Linked DNA regions of Homo sapiens: region 1 is linked to region 2. A link is an interaction called in ENCODE POLR2A ChIA-PET data of the cell type or tissue named here. Cell type or tissue: OCI-LY7. All regions are shown on one strand. Each heading gives the region's core, and the rest is flanking DNA. Links, peaks and the distances in the headings are about the cores only. Region 1 overlaps C10orf67 (chromosome 10 open reading frame 67). Region 2 overlaps PIP4K2A (phosphatidylinositol-5-phosphate 4-kinase type 2 alpha).

Region 1 (2,924 bases), core at 275-2,774, 720 kb before region 2:
TCTTTGGCTGAACAAAAGAACCACTGATGCCCATATTCCTTCCTCTTCACCCAAAGTACTAGGGCGACTGAGCTGGTGCCTGGGTGTGAATGAGAGAGGCTCAGGTGCTGAACGTGGTCCACAAAGCAGACGAAAGCCCGGCCTTTGTGGAGTTTGCATCCTAGTCAGGAATTGATGATGAACTAGATAAACAAGTAAACTATGTAATAAGTTAGATAGTGGTTAGTGATAAGGAAGAAACCGAACATGGGGAGGGAGAAGAGGAAAGTGAGTAAGTGTGTGAGAGTGTGTGTGTGTGTGTGTGTGTGGCAAGTGGGGAGGGAGCTGTGATTTAATTTTTGTTTTGTTTTGTTTTGTTTTTTAGAGTCAGGGTCTCACTCTGTCACCCAGGCTGGAGTGTAGTGGCACAATCATGGCTCAGTGCAGCCTTGAACTCCTGGAGTCAAGCGATCCCTCCACCTCAGCCTCCTGAGTAGCTGAGACGACAAGCACACCCCAGCCTGCCTGGCTAATTTATTTTTAATACAGGGTCTTGCTGTGTTGCCCAGGCTGGTCTCAAACTCCTGGGCTCAAGCAGTCCTCCAGCCTCGGCCTCCCAAAGTACTGGGATTACAGGCATGAGCCACCATACCCGGCCTGGACTGCAGATTTTAGAAATGGTGATCAGGGAAGGCTTCACTGAGAAAATGACACTGGGGTGAAGACTTGCAGGCTTGAGGGGGGAGCCCTAAGGATCTATCAGGCTAGCAAGTGTTCCAGGCAGAGAGAACACTGGGTAGAAAGATGGTGCCTGGATGTCCTAGGAGCAGCAAGGAGGCCAGTGTGGCTGGAGCAGAGAGGGAGAATAGTGGAGGTGAAGTCAGAGGGAAGGGGGACGGTGCCTGTGGCGAGGGACTTTAGACTACCTTAAGGACTTCAGCTTTTACTTTGAGATGGGAAGCCATGAGGGGATTGGAAAAGAGGAGTGACATGATTTGATTTATCCTTCAATGGGATTACTCTGACGGCTGTTTAGATAATAGACTATAGTGAGGACGAGGGCAGAAACAAGGAAACAGGAGACTATTACAATATTCCTCATGGAAGATGACCATGGGGTAGCAGTGGTTGGAGGTCCGGAGAGACTGTGATGAACAGGTAGAATGGAATTGCCAGTAACCCGGATGGGGAGGATAATGAGATGAACAGGTCTGAAGGGAATATCATAAGCTTACTTCTGGTCATTATATGTCAGCAGTGACTATTAGACATCCATTTAGGCTGTTAAGTAGGTAGTTGATTAGATGAGTCTGAAGTTAAGAAGAGAGGTTCAGCTCGGCTGTATCAGTTTGGAAATAATTAGCACAAAGATGGTGTCTTAAGCTGAGAGCCTTGGTGACATCAGCCAGGAAGTGAGTGTAGTTAGAGAAGTTTATGAGCCATGGGGCACATCAAAGTTCTGTGTTCTTTGAAGAGGAGTAAAAGGAAGCAATATTCTTATTTAGCCCTGAGAAATATGCCACAGTGAAAGTTTAACACACCTAATGTTGTCTTCATTGACTGATTTATTAATAAGCATTTGTAGGATGGACAATTCTAGGATTCAGTGAGAAGAGTCATTGCATTTTATTAATACATATTCATAGGTCTGTTTTCCAAAATAAATTAGGACGTTAATTTTGTATGTAATTTATTTTAAAAAACATAATTATCTTCCCCAAATTCTGTTTTATGCATAACCACCAACTTATTATTCAGAAATAGAATTGCTGAGACTATAAATAAAGACTGTGTAGGAACCACTTAGCTAATTTGTTGTGATGTGGGTTTCCATTCTAGGTAGCAGGGTTGTTAGCTAAAATTAGAGACATTTGGAATTTGAAGGGACACTGAAGAATAAATCTTCCTCATTCAGTTAGATTCTGAATGAGCTGGAACTTTTTGAGTCAGTCACATAAAGAGTTAGGACTGGTGAAATCGGAGAGTCATGGGCTTATCCTCATCAGGGAGTTAGAAGAAGAATCTGCCATTTCCGGCTGCCCCTCTGTCACCCAGGCTGGAGTGCAGTGGTATGGTCACAGCTCACTGCAGCCTCTGACCTCTGAGCTCAAGGGATCCTCTCACTTCAGCCTCCTGACTAGGTGGAGCCGCCGGTGTGTGCCACCAGGCCCAGCTAATTTTTTTTTTTTTTTTTTTTTGTATTTTTGTAGAGACAGGGCTTCACCACGTTGCCCAGGCTGGTCTCAAACTCCTAAGCTCAAGCAGTCTGCCCACCTTAGCCTCCCAAAATGCTGGTGTGAGCCACCACACCCAGCCTGAACCTGATTTTAAAATATCATATTGTATTATTGTAATATTATGGTACCAGAAGGAATACCTGAAAACATAATTTCAAGTTTCTAAATCATATCCTGAAAAAAAATTGGTAAAAACTATTCACACTCCATAAACCACCCATGATAGGTCTTTTGCTTAAAATGGGAAGGAACAGAAGAACATACATGTTCATGCTTAATGAAAAATGTGGCTGAATAGTAAAAAGGAGCCGCTTAGCACTGGGTAGGGTAAAGGATTGCATTTCTAGACTGGAAAAGTGAATCACTGGGATCTGTTAAATGTGCAGCAGTGTAGACTATACAGAAACAGAATTAGTTCCCATGGCTGTTTATATTTACTATATTGATGTAGCACTCAGGGTCCAGACAGGAGGCAGAAACCTCACTGCTAATTTCAACAGGGACTATTTCCTGTTCTCTGTTAAATAGTAAGAAGGATTTTTAACTAGTGAAAGGCAGTAAGGTGGTAAAAGAAGACTCTAGACAATACACTGATAGCAAACACAAAAAGCAGCTATGACCTCCAGGTCTGAGGAAGAGGAAACAGGGCAGAAACTAAGGAGTTAGAAGACCCGCCCTCAAAGGCTGAGATTAGGAATGATACCTCTT
Region 2 (2,924 bases), core at 286-2,785:
ATCTCAATATGTCATAATTTGTAGGGAATTGTCTTCATTATAATCAGATTAAGTATCTCAGTGTCTCCTCTACATGTGAGAGGCTTTTTTGGTACTTTTTGCATATTCTTGGCTGAATGAAAACCAATTACTAATTATGTATTAGTCTGAGAACATAGTGTTTAGGGTGAATATATCTGAATTAATTAAGTGCCATTAATAATGCCTCTCAGGATTTATGAGCATATTCTTTGCTTGACTTAAAAATGATATAAATTAGTGAGGTTTATTTTTTAAATGTCACACTGTGAGATGGCTTTGTGGGGACACCCCTGTATGCCGTAATTTCAGAACCGTTACCAGCTGGGTCTCACTTATTTATTCCTTGTCCAGTAGCTATTTAGTATTCCCATTTTTGCAGCTTAATTGCAACCTCTCTTTTCCTGCCAGTGTGAATTTAGTCTTACATCTGCAGGAGTGATACTCATTGCAGTCAGCCAGTCTCACACGAAAAAACAAACCTGTGTGTTTTGCAGTGTTGGAGGGAACTTGCATGTGATGTAAATGTCAATGCCTTGCTCAGGAGAGGAATCAAGGTACCTTTTCTGAGTTGGGCTATATAGTAATTTAAAAGGAAAGGCCCACATAAATGTTACTGTGTTTTGTGTTAATTATATTTTTCATGAAGGAAACTGAGACAATTGGCTTTAATAAATAATTGGCTTAGAAGTAGATTTTACATCCTTCAAGGATATTGTGTATGATTCATTAAGATTTAATGGAGCTTTGAGGAGTATTTATTTTCCCTTTTTTAAAATGACAAGAAATGTTAGATGACAACTTTTCAGTCACACAGTTCTTTCCAGATTTACATTGTGCTATTATACCACAGCTGGTGTAATTGTAGTAGCCCATGGTACATATTCAGTTAAGTGTGTATTTTATCATCTGCCCTAAACATGTACTTAATTACTTTTTTTTTTTAAATAAGGAATCTTTTAGAAGTTTTTTTGAACACAATGAAGACTTAAATTTCAGGCAGATATCTTATGAAGTTGCTAGGAATCTTATCTCACTGGCTGTTAGGAATTTGAAAGTATCTTGGGCTCAGCCAGTCCAGCTCCCTGAATTTTATATTCCAGGTAACTCATGTGAGTTATGTTGGCAGAAGATTTAAGATTGGACTGAGTTCCAGGTACAGCTCTACTGTTTAATAGCTTGGGCCTTTTCTAATCTCACTAAGCCTCAATTTCCTTATCTGTGTAATGGGCATGATAATAGCACCTCTACCCCCTTGGGTTGTAAAGATCAGATAAGATACTGTGTGTGGAGTGCCTCACGTGGGTCTTGGCACATGTGCACCTAGCATGAGCCGTAAGGTTAGTGCCAAGTGTGGCAGTGAGTTAGGGTAAAGCTGAGCCAAGCCTGAGGAGCTCTCCCCGGCTTCCTCCCTCTCCCTGCCACATGTCAGCTCCCCCTCTGCTCTCTCCCCTGCCCCCACTCTTGAGTCATACCATAATCAGGGACATTTTGGCGCTCTGCACTAGCCCTCTCCGCCCCGTTTGACCCTGTTTCTATTGATGCAGACAACAAAGCTGCTTTATTTTATGTCATCTTTGGAGCCCCAGCATGGGCAGCTTTGATGCCCAATGGCCGGGCAGCAAGGCAGTGCAGACCCACACCTGCAATTTGGGGGTGACTGGCACGGCATAAACAGGAACAAGAAGTCCGGCATAAACAGGAACAAGAAGTCGCTCCCAGGATGCCCTGGGGCCCCAGGCTCCAGCCACTCTGTGTGGGGCGGGGAATTTCTAATACACTTGTTTTACAGGCCTGTGAGTGTGACCAGCAGTACAGAGAGAACTATACTGTGTTTGCCAAAGGGGATTGACAACCATTAAGTATTTGACAACCATTAAGTGTAAAGTGATATTGCTCTTTTGCTGTGAGAATTTTATTGAATATTTGCAACCTGAAGGAACCTTAAAGGTGGCCTGTATGTGATAGTATAACTGGTGCTTTCACTTTGTTCAGCTAACCTAAGAAAATTTTAATAAACTCAAAAACCACTTTCATCTTCATGAATTAAAAACTGTTTGGATTTCACAATATATGCTTATTCCTATAAAGGGTGTATGATTCTTTCCTTCAAAACAGTAATGGTTAACACAAATCTTTCTGTTTCCTTTATGAACATTATGTAACATATAGATAGAACTATATGTGTGCGTGTTCCCAATATAAGTATCTTAGAAAAGTGTCAATTCTTTGTATAAAAAATACTGATGAAAGGACAGGTGGGATGGTTCATGCCTGTGATTCCAACACTTTGAGAGGCTGAGGCAAGAGGATCTGTTGAGCCCAGGCAACATAGCAAGACCTTGTCACCACAAAAAAATTTTTAAAATTAGCCATGCATGGTGGTGTGCGCCTGTAGTCCCAGCTCTCAGAAGACTGAGGCAGGAGGACTGCTTGAGCCTGGGAGTTCAAGACTGCAGTTGGCCATGATCATGCCCCTGCACTCCAGCCTGAGCAACCCTATCTTTTAAAAAAAAAATCCTGATAATAAGTGTAAAATAATGATGATAAACCACTGTTAGTTATCAATTTTAGGGTAGATCATATAGAATGGTTGGTCTAGGTAGGATGCCAAACTAATAATTTAAAGTTTTCTAAAACTGGAGACTTTGAAACCCAAGAATCTTTATTTTGAAATCTGAAAGTTCACAGCCCAGAGCGCTATATAAAATATTGAAGTTAACAAATAGGATTAACTCAGCCTTCTTCAATCTGGGAGCTCATTGCCATTACCTGCATTTGCACCAAAATTTGAACTAGAGACAAGCAATATATTTTAGTTTGGGTAAGAGCAAAGTAACAGGCTAAAGGAGAGAGTTTTTCAGGAAGTTAAATGTCTTTTCAGTTATTAAGCAGCTCTGCAAGTA

What was found. ChIA-PET counts read pairs that join two places held together with the same protein. Peaks named below come from ENCODE experiments on the same cell type or tissue, not always from the same donor. Only the 100,000 strongest peaks of a DNase experiment are listed, where the experiment ranks them.
Region 1: POLR2A ChIA-PET joins it to region 2 with 22 read pairs; 3 of 35 experiments call an interaction of 5 or more read pairs at or near these places.

The regions. Positions count from the first base shown.
Region 1 is chr10:23,339,603-23,342,526 of GRCh38, reverse strand. The region is part of intron 1 of C10orf67 (chromosome 10 open reading frame 67); the gene reads left to right. Among named protein-coding and RNA genes, the nearest start is that of C10orf67-AS1, 2.9 kb to the left of the region's middle. In OCI-LY7, for the core only: no CTCF peak of the experiment used is centred there; no DNase peak of the experiment used is centred there.
Region 2 is chr10:22,614,735-22,617,658 of GRCh38, reverse strand. All of the region lies in intron 1 of PIP4K2A (phosphatidylinositol-5-phosphate 4-kinase type 2 alpha), which reads left to right. Among named protein-coding and RNA genes, the nearest start is that of PIP4K2A, 98 kb to the left of the region's middle. RefSeq lists enhancers at 1,450-1,689, 1,720-1,769, 1,820-1,889, 1,629-2,197. In OCI-LY7, for the core only: no CTCF peak of the experiment used is centred there; a DNase peak (open chromatin) is centred at 1,748; H3K4me3 peaks cover 1,440 bases; H3K27ac peaks cover 2,149 bases.